Regions from separate parts of the Homo sapiens genome. Here region 1 is linked to region 2. The links are chromatin contacts, found by Hi-C or POLR2A ChIA-PET in ENCODE. All regions are on one chromosome and are shown on one strand. The core of a region is the stretch at or near the end of the contact, and the rest is flanking DNA. Distances in the headings are between cores, read along the strand shown.

The links. Hi-C counts contacts between places; a loop is a spot of excess contacts on that map. ChIA-PET counts read pairs that join two places held with the same protein, here RNA polymerase II (POLR2A). Pooled maps may share reads with other maps.
Region 1: a map of esophagus muscularis mucosa shows a loop between it and region 2 (2.7-fold over the local background). The contact joins two enhancer-like sites. A Hi-C loop is called at or near these places in 6 of 168 maps with a recorded cell type or tissue (A673, Calu3, esophagus muscularis mucosa and 3 more) and 7 of 50 pooled maps. POLR2A ChIA-PET finds 5 or more read pairs at or near these places in 1 of 52 experiments (A673).

What each region holds. Positions count from the first base shown.
Region 1 is chr2:66,861,228-66,869,028 of GRCh38, reverse strand. No RefSeq gene overlaps it. Among named protein-coding and RNA genes, the nearest start is that of LINC01799, 39 kb to the left of the region's middle. Within about 2 kb of position 5,573, at least 3 of the 41 ENCODE cell types and tissues checked have a DNase peak (open chromatin) inside an H3K27ac peak, as active enhancers do.
Region 2 is chr2:66,575,612-66,583,443 of GRCh38, reverse strand. All of the region lies in intron 1 of LINC01798 (long intergenic non-protein coding RNA 1798), which reads right to left. Among named protein-coding and RNA genes, the nearest start is that of LINC01798, 5.5 kb to the right of the region's middle. RefSeq lists enhancers at 3,601-5,210, 7,725-7,832. Within about 2 kb of position 1,788, at least 14 of the 41 ENCODE cell types and tissues checked have a DNase peak (open chromatin) inside an H3K27ac peak, as active enhancers do.

The DNA.
Region 1 (7,801 bases), core at 4,324-6,823, 280 kb before region 2:
CTACTGGAGGCTCTCCTTCTTGCATGAGCAGCAGGAGGCCAAGACCTCCTGTGCATCCCTGCCTGGACCTGGAGATGGTTTCAGTAGTACCTAGAAAATAGGACCCAAAGCAGCTGTCAACCAACAGCACAGGGTGGCTCTTTGATACCCCTTTTTCATCAGTTTTCATCTGGGTCCCCAACCCAAGAGGTTGCAGAATGAACTGTGACTTATGGAAGAAAGGGGCACTTGTGGAAGAATGCTCCAACACACTCCGTCTCTTCATGGTCCACTTCAAGATTAATTGTTTACCCATTTCCTTAGCTCAAGCTTACTCTATACCCAATCTATCTAGGTGCTTCCTTATTCTTTTTTAACTCAGTCCAGTAGGAAAAGGCTCTAGACCATTTTGACCCCCCAGGAGAGTCTCCCTCCTTAATCTCCACCTATCCCTTGTGATTAGAATGGTCTGTCTTTCCTCTCCTCTCTCCTCTTCTCTAGTTATTCCCTTTCTTCCACTCTCCATCTCTTTTCTCTCCTCCTCTCCTCTTCTCTACTCTCTTCTATTATTTTCTGTTTTTCCTCACTTAGTCTTTCCAGCTTGTTTAACTCCAAAGACCACTTCAAGAAATTCTTACTTCCTAGCTCCAAACCCAACACTCTTTTAGCTCACTTTCAGTACAAAGACAATTTCTTCAGAATGGCATTGATTAAACTTTTGTATGCCTTTCCCACCTGTTTGTTGAGTTGCCCACATTGGACTGAACTCACCTTCTGTTTTCTTTTGCAACATTATAACAGACACACAGGGTGAGACGAATGACTTGGCAGCAGCCCCCACAACTCGAGGAGGAAATCAGCTAAAGACTGGCTCCTACCAGCTGCTCTCTCTATTGACCCCATTCACCTTGACATCAGGACACTGGAAGAAGAAAGAGGAGAAAAAAATCACACGCATGGCTGTGTCCTTACATACTTCTGGGAGGGAGTGTGTCTTTGTGTAGTGGGGGTAGGGGAAGATTTTTGTGCATAGAGGAGAGGGTTATGCAGTAGGGAAAGAGATAGCTGTCTCTCAGTGGTTAAGAAGAAAATAGAGAGGAAATATTCCACTCGAACTATCCTGTACTTAAACTGATGGTTAATTCTATCCCATAAGCATTAAGTTGGTTCATTTTTGCTGGGTTGTAACTTTAGAGGTGTGGGCATGCAATTAAGATTTTCCTAGTATCACCCTACTTAACCCAATGACATTGGGGAGCAGGATTTCCCCATTTTAACAGCTAGTTCAGAGCTCAAGAGGCAGCCCAACAGCAGCCACAGTGAGGAGAGGCTGAGTGGCAGTTCTAATTGACCATTTCTACCCATGTTCCTCTTAGAAACATACAATAAGAGCTGTCACAGCTTCCTGCCAATCACAAGAAATCTGACCCAGACAAAGCACCATCTCAGAGCGAGGGCTGTTTATATATCCAGTAAATTCTGTTTCCATCGCATTATCTTATTTTTAGGTCATTGCAGAGAAGAGCATGCCTAATCATATCATAAAATCATGAATTTAGTAGATTATAGATGATGACTTCAAATCTAATTATGTCCTCTGGCTGCCCAAACAAGACACCATTTAGCATTTGACACCATCAAGTCTTGAAGTTGCAAGTTTGTTCTTTGGGGATACTCTGGAGCTTTTGCAGAATAGAAGCTTGTCAAATACTTAGGAGGCATTGCTGTTTTATGACACAGAGGAAAGAAAACAATGAATTTCTGTTCTGATGTGCAATGAACAGAACTTCAGGATGAGCTGTTTTATTGCATGAAGGGTTGAAGCAACAGAGGAGATTTATGCAGACAAGTTACATGCCACATTTGCCTGTTTTTTCTCCTTTTACAGTCGATGACAGATTTTCACTCTGACACAATTTCAACAACACTCGTGTCATAAGCAATGGAAACTGGAAAGGCAAACTAACTAGACAGACAGCAGCTCATCAGTGCCACACACTCATGCTCAGCTCCTGTGGAATGATCTTGCCATAATAAGGCCAGACATGTGGATTTTAAATGCCTCTACAAGTGGTTAGTTAGCAAGGTGGTCACACATCCATAGATGCACTGACAGAGAAACTACATGAGACAACATGGTGTTTCAGCTTGCAGCTGCCATCCCCACTCCATCAGGGAACACAGCTGGTGCCTTCTCTCTCAAAGATAGCAGGGGGCTGTGGGAAAGATGACAGGGCTTCAGATTCCCCATCCAACTCAGCAGGAGAAAGAAAAGGTCCTCAGACAAAGAAATGCTGATCCAAATTCTGCATCATGCATGGGCACACACAGGTGTTCTCCCATTTTTTAAGTTTACATGGTTCAGCTTGTTGCTGAACGGTGATTAATTCCACAGGAAAAGGACCATGAAAGCTTATAATACTGAAGGTTGAATGAAGGAGAATTACATTTCTCTCCTCTATTGGTGGGGCTTGGCCACAGGACTTTCTGCAGTCAGTAAAATATGCAGGAAATATGTGTCGCTGACATGCAGAAGCTTTGAGAACCAGTATGTGGTTTCCAGGCTTTCTTTTTCCCTCTGCTCAATGACCAGCAATGTCCCAAAGAGAAATTGCTCTGTCAACTGGGCTGTGGAGTAAACAGAACACGGAGCAGTACTAAAGTAGACCCAAGATGGCTAAGAACAAGAAATAACCTTTTATTGTTAAGGGACTGAAATTTGGGAGTTGTTACTGCATTATAACCTAGCCTATTCTAACTGATACAGTCACTTTAAAATGCTATTGGACCATCTATTATAAATCTAAAAGTGGGTGGCATCCTTGCTTGAAAAGTTCAAGTATTTTCTTTCTCTTGCCATACTCTCTTTTTTATCTGTAGCCTCTTTGTGTTTGAACTGGTTCCATCTTTGATTTGTTTATTAGCCTCAAGGAGGATATCAGATGAGGCAGATCTCTGAACCACAGATGTGGATACATTTTAGGCAGATGATGTTATGGTTAATTCGGTAGGAAGAGGTGAGCATGGATCTAACAATTACAGAACATATTATCCTCTTTCAAAATCAGTTTGTTGCCTTTGCAATAGACATATTCATCTAGCATTACATGAAAGTGTGTAGATACTATCTCCTAATATTAGAAAGACTTGGTCATTGAGCTATATGGCAAGCAAGACCTGTGATAACATATTATAATCCTATTAGAGACTTCACATAGAAAATGAAAAGTGTCCCAAACTTAAAATATTTGAAAACCATAACAGTGTTAGAAGACATACAGTAAATGCTGAATTTTTAAGGCATGAAATCCACTACATGGAAGGATACTTTATTTTGTTAAATTCAATCACTATACATTGATTATCTTCTAGGGCACAGCATCAGGGTTTTGCAGAAAATAGTTTTGAGGCTCAACCATGTTCCTTATTTGTTAGTGAAAGGCAGTATCTACCTATGTATCAGCCAAAAACCTTGAGTTTTTATCTCATTCTTCTCCTTCAGGTTTTAAGATCTAAGCACCTCAGCAACAGAATCTCTAGATCTGAGTCAATGAGAGTTCCTCCAGATTGTCAATTAAACCATAAACTATAAAGAAGAAGGAGTGACAGGGAACTTTTCTGATTTGACATTACAGTTAGGAAACAACATTCCAGAACCATGAAATGTTGGATTTGAATAAGAGAAAGCATCTGGGATCCTTATGCCCAGTGAAGTTTAGAAATTCACAAACAGCAAGTCACAAATAGAAGGGGATCTGAGATCAGACCTCTGGTGTCCTCTTTAGATGTTAGTCCTCTCCTTATAACTGCTTGTTAAGGATGGGCTAGACCATCTGAAATGACAGAAATTTATTTTACAAAGAATGTAGACTATGGGAGAATTAGAAAGATAGAAATAATGAAGACCAACCATCTTCCCCAAATGAACACTCTATTTAAGAAAACCCCAGCAACTTATCAGCCTGTGATTGAATGCCTCCAGTGACCGGGAGCTCACTGCCCTCTGAAGTGTCTGTTCTGTTGTGGGAACTTGCTGGATAGTAGTAATAAGGTCCTCCTTGGGATCAACCAACAGCATCCTTGTGGGCATTTCCATAAACTAGTCATAGTTCTGCTCTGTTCTATAAGATTAATCTAGTCCAGTGGTTTTCAAACAAAGGAATTGGCTCCTAGAAGACTCCCAGATTTTGGGCTCTCAGAAGACATTTGGTAAAGTCTGGAGACATTTTTGGTTGTTACAGCTACCAAAAATGCTACTGAAATATAGAGTATAGTGAGGCCAGTGGCACTGTTAAACACCATATAAGTCACAGGACAACACCACACCCCCTTAACAAAGAATTATCTAACCCAACATGTCAGTACCACTGCGACTGAGAAACTCTGACCCAGTTCAATCTCTGTTTGACACTATAACTCCTCACATATCTGAAAGGGGCTATGATATTCCTCCCAAGTTCTCTCTCTACTGAATATCCTCAGTTTTCTTAGTGTTCTATATATGACTTAGTTTTACTATTCTGAAGTAATTCTGCTAGTCATACTTCAACATGTCCATCCCTCTTGTTAATTGGCTCAACCAGAAGGATACACTACCCTCGAGATCACACATAGAGCTTGGGACTCTTAATTCCCATGATCAAAGCACCTCATGTGCTTAGAACATTGACAAGTACCAATAAACTATCGCTGGAAGAATAAAAAGAGTCTGGTGTCTTAGATGAGAGTATGGATTCAATAAGAGTTCATGGTAGTTAGATGATGGTAGCAATAGCTATAGCAGCAAAAATAACACCTACTCTTTATTGAGTGCTGGTGATATATGCCTGCCACCCTTCTAAGGGCTTTATATATATATATAATCTCATTAAATCTGTCTTGTAATTCTACCTCATAGCTTGTGTTACCATCATTTTACAGATGAAGAAACCAATTCTTAGATAGGTTTAAAAAACTTGTCTAAGGTCATGGAACTTGTGATTAGATTGGCCAAACCTGCCTAACCTCAAAATCCATGCTCTTAATCCCACAATGTGTTCTAATTCATCCTCTTCAATACAGGGATAACATGGTGTATTTTTCATAACAGTAACAAACTACAGTGAATTAACCAATGCATCGATCGTAACATGCATGCACATATCTTGGCCACAGTTTCATTACTTTGCAACCTAAGACCAGAACCAACTTTGCAAGTAAATAAAGTAAATAAAGCTATTAAGACAAACAGGCCTCACACTTAAGTTTCCAAAGCTTTGTTTTTAAGGGTCTCTTGGATAAAACAAATCAACAGCAACATGAACAGAGAAGATTGATATTTTCATGGCCCTCTGTTCAAGAAAGTTGTCCCACTGAAAATTGATAACCCTGGTTTGGGCCATCTCAGACTCATGAGTGTGCTGGGACCTTACATGGGTGAGTGATGGCTACAAATCTTTGTGCCTTCAATACATTGGGTTTCTTCCAGTTTTGAAAGAGTTTGGATATTTTCTTCTCAGTGCTTCTACATTTGCTGCCTAAAGGCTGGAGATTTTAGGCCTGTGACTCATGGCTCTTTCCTTAGGAGGAGGGGAGACTATATTTTTTTCTTTTGGCAGCTCTTAAATTATTAGTCGAGTTACCATGTAATCTTTGAGTTTCACCAAGTGGCTTCACGGATTAGATACTGAGAGCTGGAGAAAAGTTCTGGGATTACAAACTTGCACTGTGCTGCAACTTGAAGGGGATTTTTTTTTTCTTTCTCTTATGACCCAGGAACATATTTCTGCCGTATTTATATAGTACTTTCCTGAAGACAAGGAAAACTCCACTAGCAGAAGTAAAGGAGGAGTAACCTGACATTTAGAAGGAAAAGTTCTTTTGGCATGAGAGCTCGCACCGAAACTCATCATAATTTAACTTTTTAAACTTGAGAGTCTTTGATACTGATCTCTATTTGTCAGCATAAATGTCTCCTCTTTCCTTACCCTTGGGAAGACTCCAGTTCTCTGCTGCAGCTGGAATATTCCTGTCATAACTTTCTTATGACGCATTTGAAAAAGAATGCCTCTTGCTTATACCATTTATCTGGCCTCACACCTCCAGATGTTTCTTAAAGCTGGCTTCTCCAAATGTCATTTCTACCTGCCCTGTAGGGAATGAATCTTACCCTTTCAAAAATAAGGGCTGGATCAGCTATCATGTAAGGTGGAGCTGATTCAGCTTGGAGCCATTAATAAAGGCAGATCAGAAGATCTCCATCTCCCCTAAATAGCCCCATCCCTTCAACTTGCTCAGTGGGATTGAGCACTCTATAGGCATCAGAAAACCTCCATTTTAAATGCATGCTGAAGATGAGACTGGATGGATATTGCTCTTGGATCTTGTGGTCTCTTTTACCTGTCCTGATACCCAAAAAATCAGATGGATTTTTTGATAACTAATTAAGATAAGGGTATAAAATCTCTTTAATCATGGTAAAGCAACTCAAAAATTTAAAGGATGAATATTATCACTAGATGTGAGGCCTCAGCAAATAAAAAATAAAAATAAAAAAACAAAACCCTGGCTGGGCGCGGTGGCTCATGCCTGTAATCCCAGCACTTTGGGAGGCCGAGGCCGGCGGATCACGGGGTCAGGAGATCGAGACCATCCTGGTAACATGGTAACATGGTAAAACCCCATCTCTACTAAAGATACAAAAAATTAGCCGGGCGTGGTGGTGGGTGCCTGTAGTCCCAGCTACTAGGGAGGCTGAGGCAGGAGAATGGCGTTGAACCCAGGAGGCAGAGCTTGCAGTGAGCGGAGATCGCGCCACTGCACATCAGCCTGGAAGACAGAGCGAGACTCCATCTCAAAAAAAAAAAACCCTGTCCAGTTAGACTTGGAAAGAAGAAGACACACAAATGAAACACATTTCAAATGCATGAAACAAGCATTATCATCTCTTGGGGACTGAGTATTTCCTGAGCCCCCCAGATTTTATTGAATCCCTCTCCTCTTGATTTTCCCAAGTTCACACAACATTCTGTGTATATCTTTTAAAGCAGTGACTGGTGATTTTCTTATCTGTTCCCCTCTGCACTGAAAGCACCTTACAATAAACAGGAAGTTCCTTTGTTTCTATCCCCAGTGCCTAGTCTAGTACCTGGTACGTTACAGAAACGTAACAATGGTCATCGAATTAATTAATTAATTAATTAATTAATAATTAACAATACAAGTCAGTACATGCTGAGTGCTAAATAATAGGTAGAGAAAAGTGGCCTAGGATTCAAAGCAAGGATAAATAAATATAAAATGTGTTAGTAAAGTAAAAGCTTTCTGTAAGAGTTAAGGTTGGAAGAAAAGCAAGGATGAAATCTCTCTGTCCATCCATCCATCCATTCAGTAAGTATCGCATTTTACTTTATGCCAGGGCAATGCATGGTCTAGGAGATGCAATTTTAGGAAGGGGAGATGGTCAAAGCCTTAAAGAGCATTAAATATGAATATAATTATAAAGGAATGAGCTGAGAGGATAGTCTGGAGTGGAGAAGTTAGAAATTAGGTTTTAGAAGCAGGTTGATGTCAGATGATGCTAGGCCTACTTTACTCTATCAGCAAGGAAGAGCTAGTGTGTAGAGAGATGTGATAGATGAGTTGCAGAGGACAAGACCTGGAGGCAGAGCGACCTATTAGGAGGCTGTTGTAGAAATTCACATATGAGAAGATGGCAGTATTCACTATTAGGCTACTAGAGAATTATCCCCAAAGGGCTCTGTCTCTGCCCTAATTTAAATTGTAGATGCTCCTGTGAAGATATCAGGCATAAATTGCTTTGTAAGGTGACCTAGACAAGAGA
Region 2 (7,832 bases), core at 539-3,038:
AGGCCGCCCCCTTAAAGGCCAGCCGGTGACTATGATTGCAGCCAGGGCGTCAGGTGGAACCTACACCTGAGGCCGCCAGCTCTCTTCCGACCTTGGCGGTCAACGAGCAAGGTCATCTTTAACTCCATCACCTGGCCAGGGGGGTGTTTACCTGGCTCCCAGAGAGAGAAACCGAGGGCCAAGAGAGGCGGGCATGTCCCAAGGTGCCAGGAGGGCTCCCCTTGGGGTCCATCCGGCTGGGGAGGACCCATGCCAGATCCGGGACAGTAAACTTTTGGACCATTGTGCATATTTCAAAATGATATTAACATACTTCCTATACTGCTCCCCTACTGGAAGTCATAATTACAACTCACCCTTCTCTTTGTCCACCAGAATCGCTTTGAGCAGTCCCAGCAAGTCAACCTACTTTGGGCATGCGTTTTGCATTTTGCAGTGCCCCCATCCCTCCCCAGACCTATATGTCAAGGAATAGGGAGCTGAGACATGACACGTTAATGTTTTTAACAGGGGATGCTCTCTGCTCCCACAGAAAAGGAGGGAGACCCTGAGGAGAGGGCGGCCGAGAGGGAGAGGGAAGGAATCACGGCGCCACTCCTGCGGAAATTCATATTCCGTGTATGTTCCTCCGTCACCTGAAATAAATCCTGCCGGCCTACCCACACAGACCCAGCAGCACTTATTTATTTGCATGTCATGCTTATAATATGGTAGAAAGCAAGACGGATCTTCGAGGAGGGGAGGGGATGAGGCTCACCCTTCAGGCTCACTCTCTTAAATAAAAAAGAATTGACCGGCTGGGCGCATAAGAATTTATCTTGAGTTTGTGGTCATTATCTCTATTATATAGCCCCGGCAATAAATAAATCGGGTAGTTACTACCCAACAATAAAACTGTAGTGTATGGGACACCTTACTATTACTTTCTTAATAATCTGCCGTTTCTTTCACTTTAAATCTTCCCAGTCATGTCTTCACACTCGTCTACAAGGATCTATCTTCACCCCTTGAGGTACCAGACCGCTCGGATCATTTTTATATGTTGTGAACACAATAAGTTTTCCTGCCTAGACTTTCTGTTTTTCCTCCTATTTCTAGGCTGCCTAATCTGCTTCAAGACAAAGGGTCGGCCCAGATCAAATGTGTTTTTTCCTCCTCTCTATTTCAATCACGTTGGGCGTCCAAGTTAATGAAGATCGCCCTACATGCGGCAGCCAGCTACGGGGCCGCTAGGAAAAAGGGAGCAACGCAGGGTCCAGGAGACCCAGTCCCGGGAAGATGATCTGTGCTTCCGCGGTGGGCACGCCCTTGGGCGCGCGCGGGGTCCAAAGGCCGAGTTGGAGAAGCCCTGCCTAGGGTAGTTCTACCTCTCAAGACCCTCAACCCTATTCTTGATTGTGTGTGTGCCCATGGAGGGATTTCTGGGGGTCTTGACCCCTCCTACTTCTCGCAGCTCGCCCCCTGACCCGGGCACAGCGCGCTACCCGCGGACGCAAGCGCGAGCAGCGTGGACCCGCCAGAGAAGTCGGTCCTCGCTCAAGTGCGGGCTCCCCTGCGTCCGCGGTCATTAAAACCTCACGAGGGGGGCTCGGCCTAGGGAGCAGACGCATGGGTAGGAGTTGGGGAGGGAGGCGTCCTGAAAGGTTCCCAGACCCGCGGGCTGGGGAGAGAGCCTCTGCGCTCACACCTGGGGCTCGCCTCCTGCGCGCAACTGTTAGTTACGCGGCTCCCACCCCAGTTCCTACTGGCAGCCAGGCGGGAGGCGCAATCTGTTCGGAGCCAGAGCCTTGCAGAGCCCCAGGGCCCCCAGCCCGCGGGGAGAAGGAGCCTAGCCGACGTCCGGCCGGCGCCTTCCAAAAGCAGCTCCACATTTGCTTTCACGCCAGCGCGGAAAGTGACCCGTCCCCGCAAAGCGGACAGCAAATGACCGCCTCATCCGCGGAGCCACCCCGGCAGGGCGTCTGGGGAGGTGCGCGGGGAGACGAGAAAAGGGACAGTGGGGCGGCGGGGAAAGAAAACAAACAGACCTGCATCGCTCCCCCTTTTGTCTTTACACTGCTTATCTCAAGAAATCAACTCAACAACACTCAACAACAACAAGCTGCCACCAAGCTTGTTTTTGTTTGTGTGACTTAGATCACAGATAGAACTAGGGACCAAACCTCCAAGTGTGTGTGTGTGTGTGTGTGTGTGAGAGAGAGAGAGAGAGAGAGAGAGAGGAGAGCCGCAGCGAGGCTACTGATGGTGAAGGGACGGTGAACTTCTCACCTTTCTTCAACTCAGAACAACACGTCCTTTAAAAAAATTCCGCACCGCCGAGTGTGTGAGTGTATGTGTGTGTGTTTCGCTGTTAATTGCATTTTGCTGGGATGATCTTTTACGACTCGAAAACAAGCAGCTGGGAAAATATTCACGTTTGGGACAGAAAACATTTTTTATTTATATCTTTGACATTTAAAAGAGCAGAATTAATTTGTCCTGTCTACATTAGCATTGAGAGAAAGTTTCAGAAATCTACCCGGGGGGAAAGGGAGGGGGGGAAAAGAAAAAGAGAAAAAAGAAAGCGAAGAAAGGAAAAGAAAAGCTAGGCTTGGTTTTTCTTATTTCAGATCTGTAATCAATCATTGAAATAGGAGGCAGCAAAACTGTAAAGATTCGATAGATTAAAATGCAAATGAAAGGTAGAAAAAGAAACATTAACATGGCGATCAAAGATTTAATAACCATAAATCAAGTTTTTTTTCTGTTGCAGCTGCAGTTTGTGTGTTTATGTTTTAATCATGTTCGTTCCATAAATAAATAATTTTGAAACGAGACTAATTTTTCATTATTTTAACAGTGGGCTACAACACTAAATATTAAAAATAGAAAGAGTATATGATGCAGATCCCCAACCAAATAAGAGAAAGACTTGTGTTGATTGGTTAAAATCAAGGGGTTTCAATTTTATGTTTTGAAAATCAGAGTATTATGCTAAAAAATTCTATCTTAACTGACAAAGCCCAAAGTTTTATTTTCTCTTTAATATTTTATGTTAACGACAAGATACCATTTATATTAAATATATGCATGGCTACGTATCCATTCCAGTCTGAGCATTTTCAAAGAACGGAAGTGTCAGAATATTAAATAATACAAACATATATTATTTCAAAGTGCCTTGACAGAATTTCTGGAAAATAATACTCTTTAGGATAATCTGCCTTCCAGAGAAAAAAGTGATGGTTCAACACAGTTAAAACTTTTCTAGCTTTATTATTAAAGTTATTTTTCCAAGGGGGAATATTTTAGCCGTTTGTTTTATTATTCAATTTAAGGTTTTATGTCAATGTGTCAAATTATCAGAGCACACTCTAAGTACTCATTTTCTCAACTATAATGAAAACTTTTCATTTAGATCTTTTTATGTAAAACATTAATTTATATCGTTAATTTAGAAGTATCTAGAACTTAAAAAATAAAACACCTGAACTTAGTTTCTCTCTCTCTCTCTCTTTCTCTCTGTCAACATCTTATTAACATAGAGAGGACATACATTTTCAGAAAATTTGAAACTTTTTTTTTCTGCTAATACAGACTTGCAATGTTTAAAATAAGCTTTTTGCTTAATTCTGCTTTTGAAGGAATGATTCCCCCTAGTATACTAAAATGATGGGTTAGAATTGTTTCAATTTCTCCTCTTTCCACAAATGATCACCAAATATGGAATACATATTTCCTTTCTGAAACCTTTAAGTTAAATGTGAGCTAAGTTTATGTCCACTCGCCGCCCCCCGCCCCCCCCCCCGCAGCCGAACAATCACGTTTTCACTGTGACAGTCCAATAATGCATTTAGTTTAAAATTACAATTACACTTGGACCTTTTCTCCTTTGTATTTTTTCATTTACTTCAGTGCAACAAGATGACTTGATTTCCATAGGATTACACGAACTCTATTCAGTGTTACTGGGATATTTCTGCTCAACTAAATGCTTGCCTTAATAGACAAATGAACTTCTTTTTATTTGCTGGAGTTTGTAGATGGTTTTAGATAACAGTGTGCAACTGATTTAGTTATTGTTGTTGTGAGAATCGAACAGCCACAAAAGTCATTTCTCTAAACTGAAGAGATATGACTCTGTAAAAAGGAGAAGCAAGGGCAGAATCATGGGGAATTATTTCAGTTTATAGCTATTATTAATTAAACTGGATGTGGTTTTATTCTGATCTTTTAGTACCGACCTTGTTAAAAGCTCCCAGCTACCTGCCTTTTTCCCCTCATCCCCAATTTTTTTTCTATTTATTAGGACTCATGTGGATTGGGATTGCCTTTTCTGTATTATATTACCAAGCAGTTACAGTGTAAAATCTCATGCACCTTCAGACGATCGCACCCCTCCCAGGGGGAAAAAAAAAAAAGAAATGCTTTTTTTTCATTCAGTTTTAGCATCTTGTTTCGTTGAAATGCAAGACAGGTACTTGATTTAGCATTTAAGCAAAAGGTTACACAAACCGCGTTTTAGAAAGTGTTGGGATGTCCGACAGGGTCAGCCCTAGATCAGATCATTTTTTGAATGCAGACCTAAAGATAATGAGTACTTGTTGTATTAAAGGGGACAAACAGTACTTTGGCTTCCTCTGACCCCAGAATGCACGGCTCGGTTTCATTGATCATCCTCCTTTATGAGATAATGCAATTACAAACATCAATAAGGGGCTGCAAGGGGAATCATTATGCGGTGACAGTGATAAATGACGGTGCAGAAATAGCATGCTTTTCCCCCCTAACAATCCAGGAGCCCAGGGGCTCCGGGGGCTGAACACAGTCGCCAAGGAAACAGATGACATCCCAAACGGCACCAAAAGAAAAAAAATGAACAGTCTTTCTTTGCCTTTCACTCTTTTCCGTCTTCCAAAGAGTTAGTTTTGGCTCAAGCAGCAGCTGCTACACAAGGCATTTCGTTATTTCAAACATTAAAGACTGGAACGGGCAGTGGGAGTCTCCTCCCCTTTCATCCCCACCCCCACTAGATAACACACAAAGCTCGCTGTTCACAGTTTAGGACTACCTGAAAATGCACGTCTCAAAAATCAGATTGGGATGGGGTGGAGGGGCGTCGGGAACGTGGATTTGCACAGCCCTTGCGTTGTGTTTCCCCTGCTTTTGTCCAGTGGAAACTGAGTCTCCAGAACAAGCTGGCGCCTCGCGGGTCGGCCAGTAAGGGAACGGGTGCGCGTGGCTCGCCTCCATCTCCCCGCAGTGCCAGACGCTGCTCTGTGCCAAGGCGGGGGCTGAGGAGCAGGCGACTGCTGGGGGTGTTTGCTGCTGTGCTGGGTTTCTTTGGGATGGAGTTATCAATGGGCGCAGAGATCGTCCCTAAATCGAGAAATCTGGTTCTTTAAAGCCTCAGGGTGCCCTCAGCAAGCGGCTTCAAAAGGGCCTCACTGAACATTCCCCACCCCACCCATGCCCAGAAAGGTGGGCGAGGTAGATGGGCGCAAAAAGGCGTCGGGCTACCAGACTTCTGCGACGGCCCTGAGGCAGCGGGGGACTAGGAGAGGGGCAGAACCTCTGGACACTAGGTGGAGAAGGGGAACTTGCCACTTTGGGGGAGGGGAGGAGGAAGAAAGAGTACTGAGATGTGAGGGAGGCCTAGGAAGAAAGGCAGAGGGAGGGGAGAAGGAAAGCAAGCAAAAGCAATCCCACCCTTACAGGAGGTCGTCACCCCGCAGAAAACAGACACAGGGTTTCTGACCCCTGCCCGGTCCGCCTCGGCGTGGAGCTAGGGACCCCCGCTCGGCGCTCCCTGCCACACACGGCCCCCACCGGGAGGAGCGGGCCAAGCGGGTGCCTGAAGCAGGTGACTTTATTCACTGCTTCCCCAATCGGCGAGGTCCCGGGACTCGTTTTCCGCCTGGAAATTAAGATCATTGCTCGCGTAATGACCTTAATGCTTTAGGGTAGAGGTGAGTGTGTCTGCGAGTGGGCAGGGGTAGAAATTACCGACCCGATCGATGGGAGACTGGCTTAAAACTAAATCCCTTTTCTCCAGGGCTGCACCGCCCGGGTTTCCCCTCAGTGGGCTGAGAGCGCCGGGATGTCAGGAGGCAGCGCGCGGAGGGGTGACCCGTGGGGCGCGGCAAGCCAGAATCAAGGCCCTAAAAATGCTTCCCCCATCTCCCCACTGAGACCCCCAGGGTACTATTTTCAGAGCAAAGGCGCTTTAAAGCTCAAATGTTGGCGAACTGATTGCTCAATACGTTGTTTGTTTTTCCTTTCAGCTCCGCCTAGGGAGAGAATGTTTCAGACTCCTTGGCGGGTAGAGCGGGCCGAAAAGGGAGCCCTCCCTCTCCCAGCCATCAGCTGTCTTCCTCAGGTCCCCGACCCCACCTTTCTCGCTCACTACTTTTTCCCCAAACCCTGGGATTCCCAGGCTCCTGTAGTCTCCGCACCGTGGCCACCTTAAGTGAAACGCGCCGCTAGCAGCCAGTGGGTAAGGCATGGCATGGGAGACGAGAATGAGACAAGGAAAAGTGCCCAGCCAGGCAGGGCGCCCCACTACCCAGTTCCACGCCTCTCTCCATCGGCGTCCAAGCGCCTACCCGGGAGCTTTGCAGCATGAAGTTACGTTTTTACTGCCTTCCGGTGGGCCAAGGGCCTGAGGGTATCCGAAAGGCTGGGGAAAGTTTGCAGAGCTTTTAAAGTGATCCTGAGGAGCTTCTGCCTAAGGCGTCGGGGTGCTGTCTACGGCTTCCCGGCTGCGGCTCCAGACTCGGGCACTCTCCTCCCAACGCCCTCCTAGTGGGCCGTGCACGCGTTCCATGTGCCCTCCAGCCCCCAGGCTCTCTGGGTCGCGCTCCCAGGGCCACTATGGGACTCTGGAGTCTGGGGCCCCCGATGTGGCAAAGTCTATTAGGAAGTCTCCAGGCTACTACAAAGCACTCCGTGAGGTTCCGAGGAAAGAGCGCCCGGACCTGCACCCAGGAGGTGCCTCTCCACAACCTCCTTCGCAGACCCCTGGTCGCCCCATCTCCAGAGACAAAGTCAACAGTCCCTTAGACTAGACTCAGATGGGGGTGAGGGCAGGAGGGTAAGGCAGGCGCCCGTGCAGCCCCCCCACCCCCGCCACCCCCCGCGACCAGAGCTGTGGTCTCTGGGCAAAGACCTGCCCGCCCACGCACTGGGGCCTAGGCCGGGACCCAGCGCATCGAGGGACTCAGGGGTAGCACGTCCTGGCTGGAGCTCTGCGCAGTTGCCCGCTGGATTTCCTCTCGGGGCACGGAGCCGGGCCCAACCCCAGGACTGGAGCCTATACCCTTCCGCTCCTCCCGCAGACTTGGGGGACACTGCACACAGCAACTAACCCCGATCGCAAAGTCGAGCGCGAAGTCTGCACGCCGCGTGGGAGACGCGAGAGGGAGGGGGAGGGCAGGGCTTGCGTTTTTCCTTTTCAGAATCCTTCGACTTCACTACGAAGTTTGCTGGTAGGCGCCTCTGCTCCGGGGTCGGAGCCTCCCACCAAGGCTCCTTCCCCTCCCCTTCTCCCCGCCCCCGCGAGCCGAAGCAGCCGCAGCCTCCACCAGGACCCGGCCGCCCGCTCGATCCCCCTGACCCGGACCCTGCGCCCAGGTTGCAGCGCCGCCCTCCCGGCCTTGCCCCCGGGCTCGGCTGGGGGCTCTTTTCCCCGGGGCGAAACTCGCCCGCCTGGCTCACTTCAAGGAGACACCCGCTGCCTCCCGAGGAACTCCTAATACCATCCATACAGCTTTAATGCGTTTATAATTCGATAAGTGATTTCAATTTGAAATTGTTAGTAACTAATTTTATGGGTAATTTTTCCACATCAAATA